Regions from separate parts of the Homo sapiens genome. Here regions 1, 2 and 4 are each linked to region 3. Evidence: chromatin contacts called from ENCODE Hi-C or POLR2A ChIA-PET data. All regions are on one chromosome and are shown on one strand. The core of a region is the stretch at or near the end of the contact, and the rest is flanking DNA. Distances in the headings are between cores, read along the strand shown. Region 1 overlaps PLB1 (phospholipase B1). Region 2 overlaps ALK (ALK receptor tyrosine kinase). Region 3 holds the start of WDR43 (WD repeat domain 43). Region 4 overlaps PLB1 (phospholipase B1).

Region 1 (6,650 bases), core at 2,781-5,280, 370 kb before region 3:
TAGGAACTTCAGCAGAGAGCTCAAGTCCTATGTTGCCCAGCATTTTACCAAGGGGGAAATCGGAAACTTACCTTGTTCGTTCCAAAAATATGGATTCAACATATATTTGTTAAATACTTACAACACACCCAGGCACTGTTCTAGGTCCAAGGAACATAGTTAAGTACAAAATGGACACATTCCTGCCTTCATGGCTCTTATGTCTAGTAGGGGGAGAGTTAAATAAATTCTAGATTTTGGAGGGTCATAATAAAACAATCATTTGTTTCTATGGAGAAAGTTAATGACTTTAGGGGGCATTGAAATCTAAGTGGAGGAAAACGTCCCACACCTTCCATCGCTCCAAGGTCTGACAAACATGCTGCAGAGGAAGCCAAGAACTTTTCCTCCCTGCAGAAGGAGCCTTCATCTTTCTCTGTAGGTTCTCTCTCTCTCTCTCTTTTTTTTTTTTTTTTTTTTTGAGACAGTGTCTCATTCTATGGCCCAGGCTGGAGTGCAGTGGCACCATCTTGGCTTGCTGCAACCTCTGCCTCCTGGGTTCAAGCGATTCTCCTGCCTCAGCCTCCCAAGTAGCTGGGATTATGGGCATGTGCCACAACACCTGGCTAATTTTTGTATTTTTTAGTAGAGATGGGGTTTCGTCATATTGGCCAGGCTGGTCTTGAACTCTTGATCTCACGTGATCCTCCCTGTGCTCAGCCTCCCAAAGTGCTGGGATTACAGGTGTGAGCCACCAAGCCTGGGCTTGTAGGTTCCCTCTTACTGGCAGGAGGGGGAGTTCTGACAGGCAGCTTGCGGTCTAACTAGAAGAGGCTCTGCCACCTCCCCTGGCTGGGTGTTAACATTGAGTATCTATTCCAGCCTCCAGACCCAGGGACGGGCGATCTGGAGAAGCAAGACTGGTAACTATCCTGAAAACACAGAAAACAGAAAGGAGCCCGGAGATGCTCCCATCTAATCTTCTTGCCTTATTAATGGGAAAGATTGGAGGCCAGGGAGGCTCAGTGCCTTGCTCAAGGCTACCCTCTGAGAAGGTAGCAGAGAAGCTCCCAGAACCCAGCCTCCTGCCTCCTTGTCTAACCCTTCCTCTGCCTGAGAACCCCAGTGGGTCCTTGGGGTGAATGAGGAGAAGTGGGAAAGGCTAATAGAGGGAGTGCTTATTTCTCCCCACAAGCTCTACTTGCTCTGCTCTTGGGGAACCATGCAGGGCTGGGGCCAGGCTCAGTCTCATTCTACCCTGGGGTCAGTTTCCCCTTGCAGCTTTGGACCAGATGAGAGCGGGTTGGAGGAGCGGAGGAGGGTCCAGAGAGAGCTGTTTTCCCCATTTTGGCTACTCCATGGCCACTTGAGGTGTGCCTATAACCCCTGGGAGGATAATCCCAGAACCAGAGCAAGGCTAGGCCAAAGACTACTATGAAATAGACCACAGCCAAGGGGAAGGGCTATTGGCAGGTGACACAAATGCAGCCTGACACTCACATGCCTGCTTCTACCTGCAGGACTGAAAGGCCACAGCAGGTGTGCATGGGAGTGATGACAGGTGAGTTGTGGTTTTCACGGCCAGATTTCAGAGTGCCCCTCTCCTTCCCAACACAGCAGCATCCTCTCTAATAAAGAGAATGGACACCACCAGCCACTTTATCACTGGAGCCCAGGAGAAAGGGGACGGTGTTCTGAGAGGACAGATCAGGAAGCCAGGATATGAAAAATCACAAACCCTGAATGGGGGTGTGCGAAATGTATCCAGGGTCTCTGGGCAAACAGAAGCCAGTGGGCATTGGGTTAAGATTGGGGAACCTAGGAGAGGGCTTAGGGGCCAGCTGGAATGGGTGTCGGGGCCAGAGTCCTGAGTTTCCTGCCCACCCAGACCCAGGGCTAGACTTCATCCAGGGAAAATGCCCGTGGTTCACTCCTCCCACCCAAGGGGAGGACCCAGCCGAATTTCCAGTCTATTTTATCCTGTAATATTGCCCTTGCTTGTAAAATACAAGACATCAGTTGGGTTCAGGCAAATGAAATGAAAAAAATAAAAGTCAACTATAATCCCACTATCTAGAGATAATTATTGTTAGCATTTTGGCCTTTTGATTTACAAATGTGCTTGCGAATATACTATCATAATTTAGTTTTTTTAAAATATAATATCAGAGATTCCTTATAATTCTGTTAAGTCACCCTGAAGTTAAGTCCTTTAACAGCAGCTGGGTCAGCCTAGCGGGATGTTAGTCTCCTATGCTTGGTGCTCATAAATCAAGAATAAGGGAAACCACTTCGCCGTCCGTATTAGAGCAAGAAGACGTAGATTACAATGCAAGTGCTCTGCTGAGCTGGTGCTCCATGGGAGTAATGAACAAGTGAGGCAGCTAGTGCCCTGTCAATTCAGCCAGTGAATTGAAAGGAGGGGCCCATGAATTGTTAGGTTCCCTGGAAAGCACAGGGATGAACAGGATGCTGGCCCTGCCTTACAGAACTCATGGTCCAGCAGGGAAGGTTGAGCCTGGCAGTTCAGCCCTCCTGGATCTGATTGACAGGTGAGAGGATGTTGGTGGCCAAAGCGGTAGGCAGGAGGGTCCCCTTGGAGAGAATCAAAGGGTTCTGAAAGGGGAGGCCCATTACCAACTCCGTGGCTATCACAGCTGTGCCTAGGCTTGGCCCTGTTTGTCTTGAAGTGGTAGGAAAAAAGAAGCGGCTTGTTTGGGGGGTGTCTGGGAAGATAGGATATAGTTTAGACCCTGAAGCCACAAATGCAGATGCCTCTTTGCCTAATTTCTCAGTTCGTCTCAATTTTTCCTCCCAATTTGCCCTGTTACAAGTCTGAGTGCCCCTCTCTAAGCAGAGGGGCCAGGAGTCCCAGCTGGCCAGAGGTCCCGCAGAAAGCAGGTGTGAGGGCAGATCTTGCTTCTGAAGCCCTCCGAGGCAGGCCTTACTCCAGCATACCCAATGGGGAAGGAGGGAGGAGTGGAGACCACAGCTGCAAGCTCAGCTGGGTGGCTGAGCCAGCAGGAGGAGCAGGTCTTCCCAGAAGAAAGTACTCTAGGGACATCCAGGCCTGTGCTGTGCAGCATGGGATGGGGCTGGCTCAGGCTCAGCCCACCTGACCATCAATCTCAGAACTTTAGAGGCCTCCTGATCTTTGAGATCTCCAAACGTAGCCATGCCCTCGCCCACCATGGCCATTTTGTGGGTGGCAAAGCTGAGTGTCAGGGAGGTAAATGGACTTTCCTGAGGCTATGTGCTCAGTAAGTGGCATGGTCCCTGTGAACCCAGCCCCACAGGCTGTGCCCTTTGTTCTCACCCCACTGCTGCCAGGGAACTTGGAGGCAGTGAGGACAGACCAAGTACACAGCAGACTTAAAACAAAATGACTGGCAAATTTACGTGAAAAGATCCAACGTCATGTTTGATCACAAAGCACTGACACAGGTACCTTTCATTCAGAAAGCAATCTCTTTCAGACCTATCACCAAATATTTGTATTTTGTCATTGATCCTTACAGACTATCCTCAGATGAGGGAGCAAGAGTACCCCTCACCCATGCACACATTCATGCTGTCCCTGTAAACCTGAACCCAGCTCAGAACTTTCCCCGCTTTCCCACTACAGGTGGAAAAGTGTTTCTTTGCAAGCCAATCGGGGGTTAGAGAATGAAGTTCATTATTTTGGGTTAAGGATGGGGAAAATTGAATCACCCACGAGTTAGGAGGCTGCCCAAGGTTGCAAAGCCAAGTGACCAGTCCCCTGACTTCCAGGCCAGCTCTCCCACCCGCACCCTGCCTGCTGCCTGCACAGTGTCAGCCTCCTTCACAGGGAGCCCCTTTAAAGCCACCTTCTGGATTCTGCTCCCAGGAAGCCCCGAGGCACTTCTGGATGGGGCAAAAAGAAAGGGGAGTTGGGGGGAGGAGTGGAGGCATCTGCCTCCCATGACACTCTCTCCCCGCTCTGCCCTCTTCCCTCTCAGGAGCAAGACACAACTTAACTGCTCCTGACAGCACTATTTTTAGCGGTCCTCTGGCTGTCAGCTCTGGGACATGTTCTCTGCATGTTCCCTGGAGCTTTCCCACCCTGCTGTCACTCTCAGGAGAAGGGAGGGGGGCTGGAAGGCAGCCCGAGTCCCTGTCCCAGCATCACTTTCTCTAATGAGGCAGTAGCACATGACAGTGAAAAGCCTTGGTGTCCCAGAACTCTGGTTCAAACCCCAGCAACCTCAGTTAGCTGTGAGACCCTGGGCAGCTCGCTTGATTTTTCTCAGTCTCAGTTTTCCCTTTCTCTAACTTGGAGATCATATTGCCCTGTGTTTGTTACTGAGGATTAAGTGAGATAACGCATGTAAAGCGCTTAGGACTGGGCCTGGCCTAGCATTTTATAGATGTTCATTTTTAGCTCCTTCACTTCCAGAGGCCTGCTCCAGAGGTACAGATAGCCTCACAGAGGCTACAGGGGTGGCCTCACAGTCCCAGGCAGGGTGTGAGGAAGGACCATGCCTTGGAATAGGGGCGGCGACCCCGGCAGCTCACCCTAGAGGAAGGGAGTCAGTCTTTTTTTTTTTTTTTTTTTTTTTTGAAATAGGGTCTTGCTCTGTTGCCCAGGCTGGAGTGCAGTGGCACAAACACAGCTCACTGCAGTCTTGACCTCCTGGGCTCAAGCCATCCTCCTGCCTCAGCCACCTAAGTAGCTATGACCACAGGTGAGCACCACCACACCCGGCTGATTTTTGTTTTCATAGAGACAGGGTTTTGCTCTGTTGCCCTGCCTGGTCTCAAACTCTTGGGCTCAAGTGATCCTCCTGCCTCAGCCTCCCAAGGTACTGAGATTATAGGCATGAGCCACCACTCCTGGCAGTAGGTAGGTCAGTCTTTAGAGGTGGCCTTCAGCTGGTGAAGGCCAGGGCCTCAAACCAGTTCTCTCTTTAGTCCTTTCAGACATCATCAGATATTTCAGTCCTTCTGTTCCAATGCCTGTGTGCCACACTGGAAAGAGAGTCATACCCCACGATGGTGCTGAGTAAGTTCCCTTTCTGTCTCTCTCTGAGGTTATGTGTTCCTACTGGTCTTCAACATATAGGTGGGAGGATTTGGGGGGCTGGCAAAGTCAAAGAGGCTTAAAAATAGAAGTATTTAAGTCAAAGCCCAAATGCCCCCTCAAGCTGATTTCAGGCTGCCTGATGAGCCTAATTTTGAAAAACAGGTCAATGCCCACCCTTCAGAAGCCAGGGGTGGATAAAGCTTAGAGACTGACACCTGAGCTATGGCAAGGGGCAAGCTTCCAGCCCTTAACAAAATAATATTTAGCCAATTTTTCTCTGTTTCCCTCCCTCTGCACAGAGACTTGTGGATTCAGGCTCAAGAACTGGTGAGAAACATGAAAGAGAACCTGGTAAGCATCCGTCCAACTCTGGCATGGCTGGGCTGCCTGGCTTTGCTGCAAGGCGGGCAGACCGAAGTGATGATGACCCTCGTACCATTTTACCATGAACTCGGCAACTAGTGTGACCTGGGTTCTTTAAAAAATGTCTCTGCCATTCTCTGGCGGTCATTAGAGGAAAGGACCAATTCTTTTTTGTTGTTGTTTATTTTTATTTATTTATTTATTTATTTTGAGACCAGTTATGAGACTGGCTAATTTTTATATTTTTGGTAGAGACGGGGTTTTGCCATGTTGCCCAGGCTGATCTCAAACTCCTGGGCTCAAGCCATCTGCCCGCCTCGGCCTCCTAAAGTGCTGAAATTACAGGACGAGTGATAATGCTCAGCCAAAAGGACCCATCCTCTTCAGAATGGTTTTCCTTGTGGTCGTGCTGAAAGTCAGCAGATGGACTAAATGACTTGTCCCACAGGGAGGTGGTGGAGAGCTTCAGTTCCAGGTGAGACTGGTTTGAGTTTGAATCTTGAATTCTCCATCTATTAGCTGTATGATGTTGGGTAAGGCACTTACCTCCCTAAACCTCAGTTTTTCTGTTTATGAAATGGGGTGATAAAAGAGCTGCAGCAAAGGGTTTTGGGAGCATTAAATGAGGTATTGGATGTGCCTGACACAGACTCAATACATAACAATGCAAGCTACAGGCTTTTATATTATTGTAGTGGCGATTGCTGTTATTAATAATTACCATATTAATTTTAGTTCTGAGTGTGGAGGCCTCTGTCACATACATGCTGGGTGCCTTGGTACCACTCTCCTAACAGTTCGTATACTATTTACTCGATAACCTATATAAATTTGTAATAAGCATCCTTAGATCTTTTGTGTTGCCCTTATGGGCAAGTATCAAACCAAGGCAAGCCTTGCTAGCAAACTGTATCTAACTAAGCACTGAGCCTGGACTGCTGGAACCAAGGGAAGCTGCTGTTTCAGCCAGCCATGCATGCATTAAAGCGTTCAGGAAGTGAAGTGAAGGTCATTCTAAGGCATATAAGGACAGGGATTAGAGCAGGAGCTACACCATAAAGTTTGTTTTCCTTGAACAGGAGAATTCCAGAATTTCTGAAATAATGATTATTCTATAAAATAGAGAAGAGATCCTGGGTCTAACCCTGTAATTTTCCAGATGAGGAAACTGAAGTTCCCAGAAGTCATGTGACCTGTGCAAGTTCACACGGCTAATTAGAGCCCAAATCTAAAGTGCCTGCTTCACAGTCCAGTGTTCCTCAAC
Region 2 (6,759 bases), core at 1,403-3,902, 420 kb after region 3:
CACCTAATTGTGTCTAGATTCAGGCTGGGCATGTTTCATATCTCCTCTCACTCATTTCTCCTGACAGCCCTGGAGAGGATACTGAAGCCGAGAACAGTGGGTCGCTATACTCAAGGTCTCCAGGCTAGAAAGTGGGGGGGCTTCCTCCAAGGGCTAAGGGACTTCAAGCCCTGTCCTTCCCACTGTACCACGTTGCCTTGGTGATGCTCCTTTTGCACTGGCCCCACATGGCCAGCTGGATTCTTCTGGTCACAGGAGATGGCGTGGCTGTTGGGCTGTGGGGCAGGAGGGAGGCAGCTCTACCTGGAGCCACCACCCTGCTCCGACTTGCTCTAGGTATCAGCATTACACTGTGGGAGCCAGAGGAGCCCTGTGCTTTCTGATAGGCCCAACATTATGTCCTCCTGGGCAGAGAGTGGACAACTTAGAGGGATCATATGCTAGCTTGGGGTCCTGACCGTGGTCTCCAATGCAGGAAGAGGCGTGTGCAGAGAACAGCATGTGTGAAAACAATCCCCAGCCAGACTAGCTGGATCTGCTCTTAATTTAGGCAAGCACTGACTCCTAGAGCTGGACTTGCTTTCTCCCAATTCAGGCACATTCTGTCACTGCAGAGATGTCACAGCATCAGATGAGATGGGGGTTGGACATCCACAGGAACTCTGCCTGATGAGTATCTTGGTCCCCAAATACCTGACCAAAGGGACTTGGGCTTAGTGAGGGAGATAGAGATAACATTACCCTGGAATCCCTCTAGCTTGGTACTGGTCCCCAACTATTTACAAGAAGGGTTTTACAAACACCACAAAGTGTAGCATTGCTTGGCCATGCATGGGCAGAGAGGCTGGTCCCAGGTGGGCTCTGATAGGGGCTTGCTTGTTCTTCTACCAGTCAGCCCAGAGAGGGGAAGTGTGCAATATTCTTCTCCCTAGATGGTCATCCGTTCTATGCAGAAGGTAAACTGGCTCCAGGAAATAACAACTTTATTTGCAATCAAGCCCATGAGGCCTCCTGGAATGGCTTCTCCTTCCTGATTTGCTAAAGTAAGTTGGATCACATGGGGCCGAGAATGAGGCCCACCCAATGAACAAACTCCATTTGAGTCCTGTAGGTGAGTGGCAGTGTCCCCTTGGTGGCTCAGGAGTTAGACCCAGTGACTACTCCCAGCCTGTGGAGAGACGAAGGGGAGAACTCTTTGTTTACACAATGGGGTGGGATTCTCTATCTGCCTGCAGAAATGAGGTGGTGGGGCTCTGAGTTAGGTGACAGTAATGCCAGTTCTGATGCTTTTGAAGCTCTCATCAACTCTCCCCAAGTTGAGAAGGTTCCATCTGTCTCCAGCAGGGCAGTGTGACAGGAAGAGCATGAAACTCAGAATCATAAGATCTAGGTTTGGTCTTGTGTTTATTAGCTGTGGGTCTTGAGGTGAATTTCATGATCTGGATGGGGAGCCCGTGATGCATAGGATCTGCTCTGGAAAACGAGTTGAATTCAATAGTTATGCTCATCTTCTTTGGCTCCTGTCGAGAGTTTGGTGGGGGCTGATAAAGGAAGGTCCCCTTCTGCTTTTGTTTTTCCTCGGTCTCATGCCATCTGATACTAAGTTTTCTTACTCTTATCCTCCTTTTCTTGACTTTCCACAGAAGATTTTGTCACTGAGTTTAATAAACTTTAAAAACACAGCAGTCAGAAAAGTTCCTCTCTTTTTCCCATCTTCAGAGTCCTATTTGCCTGCTGCCGAGGTCGGGGGCAAGCTTCAATAAGCCCAATCAACACAGCCTGCCTCTCGGCTTCCCTGCTTCTGCGTCACACTGAGAGGCTGGAGGGAAGGATAAGCCTGTTTCCAGGGATGATCACCAGCACCCTGAAAAGTCTTACAAAATCAATCAGAGAGCAATTTACAGAAAAATTCCCTGCCTTCGGGTGCCTTCCTTTGAGAAGGGCTTCAGGGATGGATGGCCAAGGTCAACTCCAGGGGCCATGGCGTCTTCTCACATCCCTCTGGGCTACATTTGCTGGTTTTAATGACACAAAGGATGGGTCCCCTTTTCTCCAGGCCCATGTAGACGTGGAAGGGGCCCGCTGGTCACCTTCTGCCTAGATCACAGCAGCTCCCCACAGCTAATCCAACCTGATTCCTTTTATTGCTAGAGGTGACGTCAGGGGTGGAAAGGTTCGGCTGTGTCCCAAGATCCCAGAGGGTGTGTGCACGCATGTGTGTATGTGTGTGTGTGTTTGCGTGTACATATGTATGTGTGAGAAGAGGGGAGACGCAACTGCAGCTCTGGCCAGGTAGGAAAACCAGCATTGAGGAACTGACCACCACAAATTGGGGGGATCCCATCTCATTTTTGGATCAAATTGCACTTCTGTAGCTCACACAAGAAAAACTGCTTCCATGCCTTGGAGGGGAAAGAAAATGAGGAAAGTCCACTTTTTCTCCTTGCAGGCCCAGAAGGCCTGAGAACGTGGTTTAAATTATTCTAGTCACAGGCAGGCTATTCAAATAAAATAGAATTTCAAACCACACGGGGCTTGTTGAGACATTCAGGCTGCTGGGGTGTGTGAAAGGCAGGGGGCTGGGGTGGTGTCAGCCGCCACTCTGCCGTGCTCTTTATTACCAGCGGCTGCAATGCCAGACACATCCGCGGGTGTCTCAAAGCCGAGGCGGATTCGAGCAGGTCTGACAGCAAGTGAGCACATGAAAGCCACTGCAAGCCTTCCCTCCCCGGTGGCAACTTTAATTATTTGAACTGGAGCTCAGAAAAATAAAAATAAAAATAACATCAGAATATATTGTAAGTGGCTCCCCAGTTTCCTGCAGAGAAGAGCTTGTGGCGGAGAGGAGGAACACAAAAAGAAAACCAAAACCACAGCGTTCTTTCTTGTTTGTGGCTGGGCGAGGCAGAGGTCTTTAAATATTCATGCCCCGTGTGTAACTGTGCAGAGAGATAGGAGGCAGCCGTGGTAGTCAGCAAGAGCAGGCTGCAGGAGCCTGGAGGGAGGAGGTGGGAGTGGGGCAGGCTTCTGGAATGCCCTGGAAGTTAGATTGGCACAAAGGCACACTGTGGCTATGCCTCCATCATGGGGGGCTCCTGACCTGGTTTCATATGCTCTCCCACCCGCTTCTCTTCTCCCCCGCCTCCATCATTTCTCATCCCTTTTCTGACTCATCTTTCTAAAAGACAAGTGACATCACGCTATTTGGGGCCACAGACAGGAGGAAAACTCTCTGCATGGGCTCAGAATGAATTTCAGTCACAATTGGCAAGCACACCTACGGCCAATAGCTCTGAAGTTTCAGTGCACCTCCAAATCACCAAGGATAGGGTTTAAAAATGCAGAGCCCTGGGCCCCACTCTTCGCGATGTCATTCAGTAGGTCCAGGGTGGGGCATTTGTTACATTTTCCAGGTGAATGTGACTGGTGAAACACAGAACTACTGGTTAACTCACTTTCTAGACTTTGCAGGAAATTCTTGAAGATGACACCAGTTCTTCTCTGGGAATCCACTGATGATTGTGGTGTCTTGAGATAGTGTACGATGACTTTAACTTCCCGGAGACCAGGACTGAGCTGGGTTTGAAGAAGGTCCTTCGTGGTAGGCATCAGCCTCAGGGCTCAGCTGGACCAGTCGCCAGTCCCTGTAGGCCTGATGCTCATCAGAGTCCTGTCCCCAAAACTCTGCCTAGTGTCCATCTTTCTGCACTCGGGCCCCATAGGCAACAGAGGCCCCTGTAGGGTTGGTGGGGTTTGAAAGCCCTGAGTGAACCTCACATAGTCCCCCAGAGAAATGCAATATCCATTTTTTTCTGCCACTGGGGTTTAGCCCGCCCGGGAGGAGGAAATCAACTTCCTGCATTCTGCATTTAGGATTCACATAAAATAAATGGTAGGGCTTACAAATCTAGAAATGCATATTTCTATTTTGGTTATTTATTTTCCTGATAAAAACATTTCTCCCAACATTGGGAATTCAAAGACCCATCAGCATTAGACAAATGGTCTGAAAACCTGAATGTGAAATCATATGAATATATATAAATATAAATAATGTGAGTGTGGAATGGACTTATTCCCTTCCTTTCATTATGCCTGCTGAGCCAAGTTCTGGAAAAGGGCAGGGAATAGCAGAAACAGCCCAGAGCAAATTAGACTGCAGGAAAAATAAAACAGGCCAGTAAAACGAAACACCTGTTTAAGCTATTGATCAACTCAAAGGTTATTAGAGAAATGATGAAGTATTAGAATAATATCATTTGTACCTTGACATTTCTTTTTCTGAAATTTGGCTCATATTAAACCCAGCGAAGAGTAAATTTAAAGACCAAATGCTCTTAAGGATCCTCCCGTCCTCTCCGGTGGGCCAACCATCTGTCTTCATTTATATGTTCTCTCAAAAAGCCTTCCTTTCTAGGTACCTGCTCTCAGACACCTGAGAAATATCAGCAATGACTGTGTAATTCCACCATCTGCATGAGATAGCATGGTTTCTCAAACACAATTTAATTTAATGAATCTATTTATTTGTGCTCAGAATTCTTCCAAAAAGGATTTAAGGTGGTTCACAGAGATACATAAAATCTAGTAGGATAGCATAGCCTAGAAGAGGGTGAGAAGGAAGTGGCGAATGTCGAGTTATAAAATCAAACCAGGAGTAAGCTGCTACAAATTGCATATCACAAAGTCCCATTTGCTTGCCAAGTGGAGCCTTGGTTTTAATTTAACCACTCCTCGGATTAAAAAATCATTTCTACATCTTTTCCATTCTTATTTGTTTTCTGTCTGTGAGTTTTTATTTTATGAGAAACTCGAGGGGCTTGATTCTGCCTGCATCCCTTAGCAGGGGCAATCCTGTTGTCTGTCCCTCTGCTGGCCACAGAACCACCACCCTGGGATTTCTATTAGCCACAGAAGGAGAAGTGAATCTGGTCAGTTTCACAATGTCTACAACTTGACAGGAAACAAATTGCTCAGAGGGTGCATAGCTATTCCTGAAACTGAGCCAGACAGGAATTTCTCCTGTGAGTGTCCAGAACGAGATGACTGGCCAAACCCAAACTACGTGTAGGTTTTCTACTACACGCAAGATGTTGATGCAGGTGCAGTGAGGGAGTACAAAGAAGCACAAGACATGGCCTGCTCTCTTGGAGCTTACAGTCTGATTTCTGGCTCAAGTTCTCTTCCTCTTCCCCCAGTGTCCTTCTGAATGTTGATACAGTGTGCCAGGCACCCTGTGGGCTAAATACTGCAGTGCTTACTTTGTGCCCAATGCTCTTCCAAGCCCTTTGGACATTATCTATTTAATCCTCACTCTTCAGGATAGGCACTATAAATGTGTTCACTTTCCCAGTGAGGAAACTGAAGCCCCAAGAGGTTAATTAACTGCCCAAACAAACTATACAATCAATCAGTGGTGGAACCCGACTTGGACTCAGAAATTTGATTCTAGAGTCCATGAGCTTAATCACTGTACCATGCTGGGGTCTTAAGTACATTTCTTGGCCCCTAAAGAATATGACTGTATGCTAAGGAACAGGGCGCCAGTCCCTCCACCCACACCAATGAGATAACAGCATCAGGAACCATTTGAGAGAGTAGTTTTGGAGGTACCTCACTGAATGCCATTGATGTCTTAGTGAAATTTATGTAAATCAAATTTTTGAGGATGTATAGTATTTACAATGTATTACAAGAGCTCAATGTTTTTAAAAAGGATTCTGTAGAAAGTCTTTTGCAATCCTTGTCACTCTCCCTTGTTATGCCATGGAAAATCTCTTCTGGGTTTGATTAAATCATGGTTCTACTGCAAGTAGTTCAGTGCAGCTGGGTATGGCTGTTTAAGGCATGATTCTCTGTAGATAGGGCTTTACCATGTTGATGGACATGCTCTGCCTCGAAGATGGCAGAGGTGGCCCTCTTGTTCTCTCCCCAGGAGAACGACCAGCCCAGCCAGCTAGGCTACTTTCTTAATCTGGGTTCCGGAAGTGACAAGAGGTGGGAGGAGAAATTAGAGAACTAGAGAAACAAGGAGACTTGCCTCACATGGAGAGCTCTTGATCGGTGCAGGAAACGTAGCACTGGTCACTGTAGCACTTTCAGAAGCGGGGACATCAGTGGTACTGAGCAATAGAGCATGGTCTAGGAGAGAGGAAAAGAATCACAAGCACGCCATTATCAGGAACTGGGGGACCAGGGGTGCAGGGTTAATGGACTGTGCACAGTTCTTATCTAGCCTAGGGATATCTTTGAGGAAACAGGTTTCTGGCCTGCAATGGAGAAGAAAGCCCACCTGTCAACAATTTCTTTTTTTTTTTTTTTGAGACAGAGTCTTGCTCTGTAGCTCAGACCGGAGTGCAGTGGCGCGATCTTGGCTCACTGCAAGCTCCGCCTCCCGGGTTCATGCCATTCTCCTGCCTCAGCCTCCCAAGTGGCAGACTACACAGGCGCCTGCCACCACGCCCGGCTAATTTTTTGTATTTTTAGTAGAGACGGGGTTTCACTGTGTTAGCCAGGATAGTCTCGATCTCCTGACCTGGTGATCTGCCCGTCTCGGCCTCCCAAAGTGCTGGGATTACAGGCATGAGCCACTGCGCCTGGCCAACAATTTCATTCTAAACTGCCTGTGAGGTCCCAGCACCATCATCTGGGCTACCACATCCCTGATCTTCCAAGGTCACCAGCTTTAGCCCATGGCCCAGGACTAGCCTGAAGCACACTGGCCTCCCCAGCTCCACCCTCCCCATTTTCAGTCATGCG
Region 3 (6,873 bases), core at 1,585-4,084:
CAAGGTACTAAATAGTCTGGCTCCCTCTGAACTCAGCTGCTACCTTTGATTTTTCTAGTTGTCACTATCTACCCTAAGTTTCTCCAAAGCTTTTTCTTTCCACTAGTCAAGGTCTTTGTTGCCTCAGTCTTTGCACTTGCTATTCTCCCCAGGTTGACTGCTCTTCCTTCTGATATTGCATGGTCTGAGTGAGGCTGTCCCTAATTCCTTTCAATACTTAAACTCTTTTCCCTCCTCCGGCTTTATTTCTCTTTATAGCAGCTTGCACTAGCTGAAATAGAGTTTTCTTTGTTTGTTTATTATGTGCTTCCCTGATTAGAATGTCAGCTTCATGAAAGCAGGAATCTTGTCTCTCATGATCACTGGTAGATTCCTGGTACCCTAAAACAGTGCCTGGCACATAGCAGGCATTCAGTTTGTTTGAGTAACTGAATGAATCCAAGTGCCAAATTAGATGTCTCAAATTTAGCATTCCCAGACTAAAGACACTATCATCTTCTTGCACAAAAATCTTCCAGGATTCACTATCCTAAGTGAATTGGGTCACCAACCAGTCTCTCCCTGTAAAAGCTCAATGAGTAATCCTTGGCCGTTTCTCTATCTCTCCCTTGGCCACTTGAAATCCGGCTCATTGTACATAATAAACACTCTTGAAACTTCCTTGCATCGCTATTTCTCCAAGCCACTCACCATCATCTCCACCTGGGGTTTCGAGCCTCCAACCTAGCTTCCTTCTAATACATTCATTACACTGTCTCCATGTAATCTTTCTAAAATGCAAATATTGGTCAGGCACAGTGGTTCACGCCTATAATCCCAGAACTTTGGGAAGCTGAGGCGGGCAGATTACTTAAGGTCAGGAGTTCCAGACAAGCCTGGCCAACATGGTGAAACCCCATCTCTAATAAAAATACAAAAACTAGCCAGGCGTGGTGGCACACGCCTGTAATCCCAGCTACTTGGGAGGCTGAGGCAGGAGAATCACTTGAACCGGAAGGTGGAGGTTGCAGTGAGCTGAGATTGTGCCACTGCACTCCAGTCTGGGCAGAGTGAGACTCTGTCTCAAAACACAAAAACAAACAAGAAAACAATAAAATGCAAATCTTACCATGCTGCTCCGTAGCTGTAAAAGCTTGAGCCTTCCCATGGCCATGAGAGTGGTTTTTATCTTTCCTGGCAGGCAATAGGCTCTGTGTGGGCTGAACAGTACCTAGCATTCCTTGAATTAGAATGCATTGATTTGGTGAATATTTAGGAGAAATATAAAAATCTACCCTTTATTTTTTGGATACAGGATCTCACTATGTCACCCAGGGTAGAGTGCAGTGGAGCAGTCATAGCTCACTGTAGCCTCGACCTCGTGGGCTCAAGCCATCCTCCTCCCTCAGCCTCCAGACTATGGGCGTGTGCCTAAAAATGTCTATTTGATGTAGCAACATGAGATAAATCTGGAGAAACAGGAGGGAATAGTTGTTCCGATCATTACTTTTACATTATTATAACTGAATACATTGTTATTTTGTAAATGATTACAGCCTGGAATTGAATAGGGGGAAACGGAAGCAGTTGTTACAATCATTATCAATTTGAAAGTGAAGACTTCTTTTCTCTCTCTTTTTTTTTGAGACAGTCTCGCTCTGTCACCTAGACTGGAGTGCAGTGGCGTGGCGATTTCGGCTCACTGCAACCTCCACCTCCCGGGTTCAAGGAGTCTCCTGCCTCAGTCTCCCGAGTAGCTGGGACTACAGGCACACACCACCACACCCGGCTAATTTTAGTATTTTTAGTAGAGACAAGGTTTCGCCATTTTGCCTAGCTTGGTCTCGAACTCTGACCTCGGGCGATCTGCCCGCCTCGGCCTCCCAAAGTGGGATTATAGGTGTAAGCCACCGCGCTCGGCTGAAGATTTCCTTCAAACCTTTCGTTCTACCTTATCATTTTCTTTAAAGTTTTAAAAAATTGTTATTTATTTATTATTTATTTTTTTAAGACGGAGTTTCACTCTTGTTGCCCGGAGTATAATGGCGCGATCTCGGCTCACAGCAACCTCCATCTCCCGAGTTCAAGCGATTCTCCTGCCTCAGCCTCTCGAGTAGCTGGGATTACAGGCGTGCGCCACACGCCTGGCTATTTTTTTTTTTTTTTTTTTTTTTTTTTTTTTTTTGAGACGAGTCTCGCTCTGTCGCCCAGGCTGGAGTGCAGGGGCGCGATCTCGGCTCACTGCAATCTCCGCCTCCCGGGTTCAACCAATTCTCTGCCTCAGCCTCCCGAGTGGCTGGGATTACATACAGGTGCCAACCACCAAGCCCGGCTAATTTTTTTGTATTTTTAGTAGAGACGAGGTTTCATCATCTTGGCCAGGCTGGTCTTGAACTCCTGACCTTATGATCCACCCGCCTCGGCCTCCCAAAGTGCTAGGATTACAGGCGTGAGCCACCGCGCCCAGCCCACGGCTAATTTTTTTATTTTTAGTAGAGACGGGGGTTTCTACATGTTGGTCAGGCTGGTCTCGAACTCCGACCTCAGGGGATCCGCCCACTTCGGCCTCCCAAAGTGCTGTGATTACAGGCGTGAGCCACCGCGCCCGGCCCCCCCCCTTTTTTTTTTTTTTTAAAGGAACAGGACTTGATCTTAATTCTACAATTACTTTCTCCCATACTCCCACTCCCGCCCAGAACAAGATAGCGACAGGCCCTAGCGGGCCACCGTCCACAGGGCGGATCCGCCAGAAGCTCTCCTGCGACGCGAAGATCCACTCCCTGAGCCCCCGGCGCTCCCTCCGCCTCACTTCCTCCTCCAGGCTCCGCCCCGCGCCGGTGCGCCTGCGCACGGACGAACACGTGGCTGCAGCGGGGCCAGAGCAGCAATGGCGGCGGGCGGCGGCGGTAGCTGCGACCCCCTGGCCCCTGCTGGGGTCCCTTGCGCCTTCTCCCCGCACAGCCAGGCCTACTTCGCTTTGGCCTCTACCGACGGTCACTTACGAGTATGGGAGACGGCCAACAACCGGCTGCACCAGGAGTACGTGCCTTCCGCGCACCTCAGTGGTACCTGCACCTGTCTGGCCTGGGCGCCAGCGCGGCTGCAGGCCAAGGTAAAGCGAGCGGGACTGCGCGGGGCGGGCGCCTTCCCGGGCTCGGCTTCGGGCCTCCGGGCCGGGTGGCGCGTGGTCCGGCATCGCGCGTGGCTCTCAGCGGCCCGGGCCAGAAGGCTTGGAGGCGGCGTCGGCGCGTTCAGGGCCCAAGCCGCCAGCCCCGCGTGCGGCCTGCCGCGAGGGCAGTGAGGGAGGGCGCAGCTCGACCCGGCCGGCCTCGTATCCGAGCCCTGCCGGCTGGCCCAATGAGGCCTGGGCCCCACTGTTGACGGGCAGCCATGTTCGCCAAGTCCCCTGGTCCCCCTGGGGCGGCTTCCTTCTGCCGGGCCTTGGCTCATCAGAGTTCTGGTTTTTGACAGAGCCCCATCTTGGGACTATCTAACTTTCCTCTGTCTGTGATCCGGCTCATCAGTTTTGCACTGGGCAGTTGGTATGGACTAGTCTGTACTTGCTTCCGGACCTTCCCCCTCCTGCCCCCCCTTTGGGTGCCGGCTCACCACGTGTTCTCGTCCCCGTCCAGGTTGTGGGACTCTCAACTCTTAACTTTTGCCTTTCCCAGGCACCTCTACATTCTCAGCTTTTTGAACTCACTGCTTTTTGATTTTAACATCTGCTCGCCCCTCCCGCCCCGCTTTCAAGCCGATCACACTGCTCCCCACCCACCCCAATCTGAAGTCTGTATTAGGATGTGGAGGTTAAGTGAAGTAGTAGCTTGATTTAGTGAATGTTTTATGAGTGCAGATGAAATTACCCTTAGATGGAAAACTGCCGAGTTAGGCAGAGCTTTTCATTGTTAGGGACCCGTGTCAGGTAAATGCCTTTCACTGTTGAGTCACTCAGCTACATCTCTCTAACTCAGCATGCACGTGGTTATTGCGTTTACAGAGTAGCCAAACCGAATCACTGCAAAGTGATTTGGAAACATCAGGTATCCTGAGGTGTGTGATGTGAGCTGTTTCAATGTGGAGAACTGTAAAAGCTATTTAGGATCTTACTCTCTCTGACGACCTGGGAAGCCTGCTAAATTTTTGGGTTGGGAAAAGGGATACATATAAGTTGCTATACTTTGGGCATGTTTAGATATTTTTCAAATTTTAAGCTACATTTTCATAGTTTATCCTGTTGATTCATAAAATAAACCTATCAGGGCTTATAAGTCAAACATAAAACTAAAAAAAAAATCAGTTTTTATTGTTAAAATTACAGCGCTCTGCTTATCTTTTATTTTCAAAGTTTTCTGTGGTTGTATTTTAACAGTCCTGTAAAGTGATAGTAATACTAATGCTGAGAGAAATACGGAGCAGTGGTTAGGTAGGTGCGTGGACCCAAGCTGGCTATATTGTCTATATTTGATTCTAGCCTCTGCTTCATAGTGGTAATTGCCCCTCTGGTTCCTCATTTATGAAATGAGGATAATAATATCTTCTTCATAGAGTGGTTGTGAAGGTTAATATATTTAATAATGCAGAGAACACTTAGAATAGTTCTTGACAGGTAAGTGCTTTAAGTGTTAAGTATTATTAATATCTGATATTTGTGTGGTTAGTCCTGAAGTGTTGATAAGGAACTTTCTGCCTTGTTTCGGGGAAAGAAACAGAAACTCTGGGAAACTAAGCAACTTGAATAAAGTAAAAAATGGAACCAGGATTAGAACTCAGGTCCTTAAGAGCTCGGTTCTTGGTTATCTGCAACAGATAGTTAATATTAGGTTGGAAAAAATGTCACCCACTTTGCTTTTCTGTTGAGTTTCAGTTGCATTGTATGCCCAAGAGAAATTTCCTAATCTCATATTAAAAGTCATAGTTTTGGATTATGTGCAACACTATGGTAAACTAGAAAAATAACTGGATTTGGTTTCATAGCCCAGACTCAAAACTTACTTTGTCATATTGAGCAAGTTGTTTTAATTTTGAGGACCTCATTGACAAACGAGAGTTGAGCTACATTAAACAAAATTTTTTTCTAGGTTTCAGCATCGTTTTATCTGCACTGTCTCCTTTTAACCACATGACTATGGAATCCCCTGAAATTAATTGCATTTTAAAAAAACTGATTGAAAATCAGAGCTAAGAAAGGTAAATGACTTGACTCAAGCCTTAATAACCAATAAAGGAGTGTGGCCTCTAGAGTCATGGTGCCCCGAACTCCTGGTCAAGTGCCCCGATTTTGTTACTCTCAATCTTGAGTCACAGAACTGAGAGAGCTGGAAGGAATGTAGAGACATTCCCTACTTTGAGGGTGTGTCCTCTTGGAGCATCAGTTTGACTTATAAACTAAGGAGAGACAGTTTTCTTGTATTAAAACAAACTTGCACATATATTATGGTATAAAATTAAAAAGTCATATGTACTGTAACAAGATATCTTAGAAAAAAAAGGCACATGTTAAGGTGCTCTCATCTTATTAAACCCTTCCTTTTATTTTACATCTTTGAGGCTTAGTGTATGAGGCATGAAAAGGATGTTGCTCTGAACCCACTTTCCAGCATTTTGTTAAGGTCCTGCTATATGATGACATATAGTACTCTCAAATTTGAAATAGAGGTATCATCACCCACCTTTTAGGATCCTCAGGATCAAATTAGGCAATGTATGTGACTGGTGTAGTATGGCCTAGTATGTAATAAGTGGCTTAATAAATGTTATTATTGAGTGAATCTGGACTCGTTTTACCATTTAATTTGGCATTTAATATGGTAAATCAATTTGTAAGAAAAGTATTCTATGTTTGGTTTAGTAATTGGCAGTTTGCTACGCAAGGACAAAGTGTGGTGATGATAACTCATCAATGGAGAAAGATTAGTTAGTGCTGGGTTTCTTGGGTAACGGGTTAAGTTTGTGGTTCACAGGTGTTTAGAAAAATTAGATTGTCACCTCTTGTTGGTCACAGAATGATTACAATACTTTGCATTCGTGCCACAATAGTTTTTAGAGGGTTTTTGTACGTTATGTAGCTGAGCATTCCATTTGGTCTTTGGAGCCTGGGGGAAGAGGACCTTTAATGAGGACAAGAAGATAGGAAAGTGCAAAAATACAAATGGAGGGACTCTATCTAGATGGATGCTGTTTTTAAGAGTTCCTCAAGTTTATGTGTGTAAACTGAGGCAGAAATGTTAATTATATTCTCTACCAAAGCCACATAGTAAAGTGACTGAGCCACCTAGGAACTGATGCTGCTATTTGATTGTCTTCAAACTTTTGAAAGTCTTCCGACTTTTCTGCTTTTCCTTCTCTAACAGACCTTGTCTGCTATTGGCTATCACAGTAAATGTGTTTATACTGCTTTGCTGTCACTGCAATTAAGATGACCCTATACAGCTTAGTACTTGTTGAATGAAGCACATGGCATTTCAGACATTGGACAGGGTGTCTGAGTTGGGTATCTGCATTACCATCCCTTAGAGATGTAGGGCAGTTCACATGTGCTGTGCAGTGGTCTGTCTTGAGGTCTTGCTAACAGTTAAACTTCCTAAGAAGTAAAGGTTGCAGATAGATCTGATTGGCAGAAATAGAAGTTTCTGTGTATTAGGACTTAATTGATTTGTTATAAATACTGTATGTGATTTTTTGTAAAATGAATACATTTTGTTCACTGTTATCTGTGAAACACACATGCAGTGGCAGTGAGATAGATGAAGAAATGGATTAGGAGACTAATTGCAGAATGAAACTTGAAACTTGGCATACTTTTTGGTGTCTAGAGTTCAGTATTTCTCAGAGCAGATTTTGATCCATTAGTGGATTATGTAATAAACTTAGTGGATTGTAACATTAAAAAAAAAA
Region 4 (6,118 bases), core at 2,485-4,984, 270 kb before region 3:
GAGCTCTCCATTGGATGCTACTTCTTGTCTCCTTATAGTCCCAGTGGCAGTCCCTTAGGCCTCCCTGCCCAGTGAGGCAGGTAGAGTCAGGGATTGGGATCTACCTGCCTGTGCTACATGACCCTGCAGCTGGAACTTTCCTGGACCACCCCAATGTCAATCAGGCTCTTCTGAGGGTGGATGATAGCCATGGAACCCATTCCCTGCAGTGCCTTGGTTGGTCTGAATGAATGGGAGGGGCAAAACTGCTAAAGCCTTAAGCTGAAAATAAGTACAATGGGGAGCAGTGGGACAGAGTTATAGACTTCTGGTAAAATGTGTACTTTAAGAGGTAGATACCCCCAGCCCCCACAACCACCTCTCTGCTTGTCTCCCCTAGTCCACCAGCTCCGACCAGCAGACATCAAAGTGGTGGCCGCCCTGGGTGACTCTCTGACTGTGAGTAGTGAGCCATGAACCAGGATGGGCAGCTCAGAGTCCAGCCAGGCCCTGCGCAGAATCTGTGCTTCCCCAGCATTGGCTCCGCTTTCAGTGCTGAGCCCGTGTTACTGAGGGCCTACCCATGTCAGGCACTGAAACACAGCCAGGAGATGTAGAATGCCCTGTCTCGCCACCTTCCCAGTTCTGCTCAAAGCCCCCTCGTCCATGAGGCCTCCCCTCAATTCCCCAGGGAGAAGCAATCCCCGCCTTCCCCACTGTTCACAGGCGTTTTGTTGGTGTGTGATGGCACTCATTCAAGTCTGCCTGCCTTCATCAGGGGACTCATCTCCATCTACCCAGACTCAGAGTGGCAGGTCTTACACACACACTGCCCCATGCTCCCTACTCCATTTAAGGACATGTGCTTTGGGGCAGAGGGAGCCCGGTTCCTCACACATAGCACAGTCTTGCTAAGTGAATTGTGTTCGCCAATTACTTAGCCATTGTTGTGTACACCAACACTCTATTAGCAATTCTAAGGGAAATGAGGTATGAAACACAGTCATAGCCCCCCAGCAACCTGTCTGGCTGGAAAAACAAGAAACGTACACAGAAAGAAATGCATAGTCACATAGATGACATATAGGACTTGGATGTTTTATTTTTATTTTTTAACTTCTAAGTTCAGGGGTACATGTGCAGGTTTGTTACACAGGTAAACTTGTGGCATGGGGTTTGTTGCACAGATTATTTAATCACCCAGGTATTAAGCCTGGTACCTATGAGTTATGTTTCCTGATCCTCTCCCTCCTCACACCCTCCACTGTCTGATAGGCCCCCGTGTGCGTTGTTCCCCTCCACCTAGGACTTTTAAAATAGGGTAGTTATTTCGGTAGAAACAAACACCAGCCCCACATGTGTGTGAATGTGTTTCCATTTTGGCATGAACATGGAAAAAGATGTGGAAAGGCACATATGAGTCTGTTCACCACTAATGAGCTCTGGTGGTATTTGCATGTGGGTGAGGAGGGAGTGTGGAATCTGTGGCAAGGGGCAGGATTCTTAAGGTAGGGGTAGATTATTCGTTTGTTTAAATATTTGTATCATTTCACATCTGTTACTTTTGTAAATTTCAAGGTTTTGTTTTTTTTTTTTTTTTTAAGACAGGGCATTTAGAGAAAGCTGTATAGAGGAGATAGGAACTGATGAGGGTCTTAGAGAACGAATTTGGAAATGTAAGCTGCTGGAAAGGAGGGAGTTCAGCATTCCATGAGGGTATGGGAGTGGGTGGTAATGGGGTAGACCAGCTCAAGGCCCTCAGGCTTCCAAAATAATGGCAGGTAATTAGCTTAGCCCTGAAGATTTGTGTGGACTGGGAAGGAGGGAGCAAACAAGGGTAAGGAAAGTAGAAACCAGATTATGGTGACCTCAGAAGATTGGTGGTGGGATTTGGCTTTAATCTTGAAGGTAAGGGAGACTCATTGAAGGGTCAGGGCTGGGGTTGGGGAACATGAAGAAAGAGGCATGTGCAGGAGTAACAGAAACTGGAGTCAGTTCACTCAGGCAGGAGGCCAGCGTATTGCCCGTGGCAGGGAGGTGAGGGTCTCAGTTAGGAACACGGCAAAGGGAACAGAAAGAAAGGGGCGGGTGCTAGGGAGAGTGGAAAGGAGGAACCAACAGGACTTGGTTACTGGCTGTAGGTAAAGAACTGAGGAGAAGAATGTATCAAGACCACTCCAAGTTTAATATGGCCTGGAGAAAAGCCGGTACTATTTTTAGAAAAGGCAAATCCAGGTCCTAGCTGCTACCCCAGGGCCAGAGGAGGCTCTTCCAGTGCCCTCAGCCTATACCCCAGCCCTGAACTTTCTTTTTGCTTTTTACAGACAGCAGTGGGAGCTCGACCAAACAACTCCAGTGACCTACCCACATCTTGGAGGGGACTCTCTTGGAGGTGAGGATGTTCTTGATGCATGCTCTATTGATGATGCTCTCTCAGAGAGGTGTGAGTAGTGTGTTTCCTGTCACCCCTCCAGGGATGCAGTTGGGTCCCCAGGTCCCAGCGCTGAGACAGGAGACTCAATGCTTGCATTACCCCTGAGGGTGATGGGAGAGACGCCCCAGGGGCCCAGAACCCGGTTCCGGTTCTGGCTTGTGCATATGTTGACACAGGGAGCAGCATGTTGGTGTGAGTTTAACAAATATGCTTTCTCCTCCCCAGCATTGGAGGGGATGGGAACTTGGAGACTCACACCACACTGCCCAGTAAGTAGCAGCCCAGAGAGGCACCATCACTGTGGCCGTCCTCCCTGGGGCCAGGGCCTTCCTGCTGGAGGAGGGGAAGAGGAGGTTATCTGCAAGAAGGGAAGTCAGCCAGCCCTGAAAAGCCCCAGAACTCCTGTGTCCCACCCATGTCCCCACCCTGCATGCTCATCTCAGTTACTGTGAGGGTCCTGCAGGCTCTCACCTGTGCTCTTCTCCTCCTCCTCCTCCTCTAAAGACATTCTGAAGAAGTTCAACCCTTACCTCCTTGGCTTCTCTACCAGCACCTGGGAGGGGACAGCAGGACTAAATGTGGCAGCGGAAGGGGCCAGAGCTAGGTGAGTAGATGCCGTACAGGAGGGCGAGTGGAAGGCAAGACTGAGACATCAGGGTGGGAAACCGGAGGAGAGGAGGGTGGTGTCCAGAAGCCTGGTCCCAGGGGCAATAGCAGCTGTGCAGGACTTTCTATGTGAATTATCTCCTGAGATCCTCACACCCTTGGACAGGGGCACTGAGGCTTATAAGCTTTCCAGAACCACCAAGATTATCCAGCAAGTTATCAGAGGAGGCAGGATCAGACCATGCCTGAATCAGGAGCCTTTGCTCTGACCACTGTGCTATTACCGCCTCTCCAGGGCAGCAGGAGGCGCACATCTGCCCTGGACCCGGGCGCTGTCCCTGCTGGCTCCAGCTCCACCTCCTGCCCAGCAGGTCAAACGTGCAGGGTGGCTCTCAGCACCTCGACAACTGAGTGCATGACCCGGGGGATAGCTGCCCTTTCTCTCTCCCCACCTCACTTCAGTCTTTGGCTCTGAAAAAGCTATATTCTGACACTAGGGAGTTAGATGTCAGGGCCCCCAAAACAGCATGGTGGCTGTTTGTTTTCACTGGGATTTCTGTTGTTGACAACAACTCAGATAATTAAAGCTGAAATGCCTGACCAGGCTCATTGATTTTCTGCATGGAGCGTGCTGGGTGTATGCCTTGTAGAAGGATCACTATGCTCCGATCACCAGGGAAACGACACTGGCTTGACTCACTCTGTTTACAGGGAATGTTCCTTTCAGAAGTGGTAACGTGGGCCCCATGCTCTGTTTGAGTCTCTAAGCCACAGGAAGCGATGTCAGTTCCTCAACGTCACGAGCAGGAAGAAATTATTTTTCTGCAAAAACTGGGCTTTATGAGGTCATTATAGCAACATCTAATTACTGTTATTATTGTTATTATCATCATCATTTTGTTGTTCTTGTACAGTACAGGCTTCATTTTCCAGGAGGTGATTTCTCACTCTGTTGACAATCAAGCCCCTTCTTCCTTTCTCACTTCACTTCTCTTATTGCCTTTTCTATTTTACCGCTGCTCAGCTCCTCTGCCAGATGAAGTCAGTGGCCAGGGAAGTAGTTGAGAACATGGGGCTCCTTGTGGGTATCTCTGATGTCCAATGTTAGGGGAAAGGAAAGTAATCCATTGACTTAAGAAAGGGAGGTTGGATAATTGCTCTATAACTTTCCTTTATCTCTATTCTGTTGTTTATTAGCATAGATACAGATGAGTTCACCTAAAGAGAAACATACAAACCATAGCAGAACACCTAATATCATAGGGTGTGGGATCAGATCATTCGTGTCTACATTCCAGCTCCAAGGCTTGCTAGCTGTGTGACCTTGGGCAAGTTGCCTAGCATCTCTGAGTCTGTTTCTTCAGCAATAAATAGGGATAATAATAGTACTTCTCAGGGTTGTCATAAGGATTAAATGAGATAAATAATCCGTGAAAAGAATGTAGTACCACACATAATACCCACCAAAAAAGCAGTACAGTACAAATGTACCAAAAGTTTGCCATTTAATAATGGATCTTCAGTTTCAAAGTTTTTTTCATCTAACTTTCCTTCCATCAACCAATAAGAATTCATTGAACACCTGCAAAAGAGTGAACCCTAAGGTGGTTACTAAAAGATACAAAGGGCCAGGCATGGTGACTCACACCTGTAATCCCAGCACATTGAGGGCCGAGGTAGGTGGATCACCTGAGGTCAGGAGTTCAAGACCAGCTTGGCCAACATGGTGAAACCCCATCTCTACTAAAATCAAAAATTAGCTGGGTGTGATGGTACACGCCTGTAATCCCAGCTACTCGGGAGGCTGAGGCAGGAGAATCACTTGAACCCAGGAAGTGGAGGCTGCAGTGAGCCAAGATCGTGCCATTGCACTCCAGCCCGGATAACAAGAATGAATCTCCATCTCCAAAAATAATAATAATTAAAAATAAATAAAAGATACAAAGGAATCAAAAGATGAACTCCCTGGCCACGAAGAGCTTGCACTCTAGGTAAGGAGGCTAAACAAATGGGAAATAACTTTCTGAAAAAGACAATGCTGGGTATGGCAACAATGCAGTGCTTCGCATGGAGTACAATTAAGAGAACAGAAGAGCACACAGTATGAACTGCACTGTCTAAAGACAGATGCAGACCCAGAAGGGACCCCTGAAATCATCCAGTCCAACCTCTTCCTTTAAAAGATGGGAAAAGTCAATCCTAGCAAGATTCAGCAACTTGTACAAGCTCAACAGCAAGTTGGTAGCAGAGCTGAAAGTAGAACCACTGGTCCCTGGGGTAAAAAAGGAAATGCAAGATGTGTGGATCAGGGAGCCCAGAGAGGAGGCTCAAGGGAAAGTAGGACTTGGTCTGGGCCTGAAGGATGGGAAGAAGATGGCTAGGAAGAGGGGAAGAAGCGGCATTTGTAACTTCCCCTCCTACCCACGAGGGCTTATTGCCCATGGATTCTCTTAGTCACACCTTGAACCTGTTAAAAGGTTAAAGGCACTTCTGTGGTCACCTTTGACCAGAAAAGTCTTTCTTTATAGCTTTCTGGTATACTCATCAATAGCAATAATGTATGGGATACAATCCTAGATCTGTAAATTCTCCTTAATGAGAAACAAGGGTAGGGATGGTACCATGTGTGTTTGGCCACGTACCTAGCTTACCGTGGCCACCCAAAGATTTTCAGTGGCCAGCTCGCACTGGTTGCTGCTTTTATGGCTTCTTCCATGGACACTTTCATTGGCTATATCCCCTTTGCTGACCTAACTTCTCACAGACATTTCTTTAAACACAGCTTTATTGAGGTATAAATGACATGCAATAAACGTCACATGTTAAAAGGATATAATTTGGCTGGGTGCGGTGGCTCACGCCTCTAATCCCAGCACTTTGGGAGGCCAAGGTAGGCAGATTGCCCAGGAGTTGGAGACCAGTCTGAGCAACTTGGTGAAACCCTGTCTCTACCAAAAATACAAAAAATTAGCCGGGCATGGTGGCATGGACCTGTAGTCCCAGCTACTCGGAAGGCTGAGATGGGAGGATCACTTGAGCTCAGAGGGGTTGAGGCTGCAGTGAGCCGTGATCACACCACTACACTCCAGCCTGGGCAAC

What was found. A loop is a pair of places that touch in the nucleus more often than their neighbours do. ChIA-PET counts read pairs that join two places held with the same protein, here RNA polymerase II (POLR2A). Pooled maps may share reads with other maps.
Region 1: a loop to region 3 is called in a pooled map, with 4 times the contacts of the local background. The contact joins the enhancer-like site here to the promoter of WDR43 in region 3. A Hi-C loop is called at or near these places in 1 of 50 pooled maps. POLR2A ChIA-PET finds 5 or more read pairs at or near these places in 2 of 52 experiments (HEK293 and T-cell).
Region 2: a pooled map shows a loop between it and region 3 (17-fold over the local background). The contact joins the enhancer-like site here to the promoter of WDR43 in region 3. A Hi-C loop is called at or near these places in 8 of 50 pooled maps.
Region 4: a loop to region 3 is called in a pooled map, with 6 times the contacts of the local background. The contact joins the enhancer-like site here to the promoter of WDR43 in region 3. A Hi-C loop is called at or near these places in 1 of 168 maps with a recorded cell type or tissue (CD8-positive, alpha-beta T cell) and 6 of 50 pooled maps. POLR2A ChIA-PET finds 5 or more read pairs at or near these places in 4 of 52 experiments (CD4-positive, alpha-beta T cell, PC-9, activated CD4-positive, alpha-beta T cell and 1 more).

What each region holds. Positions count from the first base shown.
Region 1 is chr2:28,524,406-28,531,055 of GRCh38, forward strand. It overlaps PLB1 (phospholipase B1), which reads left to right. Exons shown (of 58, transcript NM_153021.5): 5 at 862-902; 6 at 1,500-1,540; 7 at 4,912-5,002; 8 at 5,323-5,374. Among named protein-coding and RNA genes, the nearest start is that of PLB1, 32 kb to the left of the region's middle. Within about 2 kb of position 4,031, at least 5 of the 41 ENCODE cell types and tissues checked have a DNase peak (open chromatin) inside an H3K27ac peak, as active enhancers do.
Region 2 is chr2:29,312,264-29,319,022 of GRCh38, forward strand. It overlaps ALK (ALK receptor tyrosine kinase), which reads right to left. Exons shown (of 29, transcript NM_004304.5): 8 at 6,041-6,141. Among named protein-coding and RNA genes, the nearest start is that of CLIP4, 200 kb to the left of the region's middle. Within about 2 kb of position 2,653, at least 6 of the 41 ENCODE cell types and tissues checked have a DNase peak (open chromatin) inside an H3K27ac peak, as active enhancers do.
Region 3 is chr2:28,891,833-28,898,705 of GRCh38, forward strand. It overlaps WDR43 (WD repeat domain 43), which reads left to right and starts at 2,835. Exons shown (of 18, transcript NM_015131.3): 1 at 2,835-3,091. The coding sequence starts at 2,867. RefSeq lists silencers at 2,819-2,898, 3,039-3,098, 3,139-3,188, 3,209-3,328 and enhancers at 2,979-3,602, 3,429-3,528, 3,603-4,224.
Region 4 is chr2:28,617,962-28,624,079 of GRCh38, forward strand. It overlaps PLB1 (phospholipase B1), which reads left to right. Exons shown (of 58, transcript NM_153021.5): 46 at 380-438; 47 at 2,304-2,371; 48 at 2,639-2,682; 49 at 2,918-3,017. Among named protein-coding and RNA genes, the nearest start is that of PLB1, 120 kb to the left of the region's middle. RefSeq lists an enhancer at 3,829-3,918. Within about 2 kb of position 3,735, at least 34 of the 41 ENCODE cell types and tissues checked have a DNase peak (open chromatin) inside an H3K27ac peak, as active enhancers do; they include CD4-positive, alpha-beta T cell, CD8-positive, alpha-beta T cell and PC-9, where a contact is called at or near this core.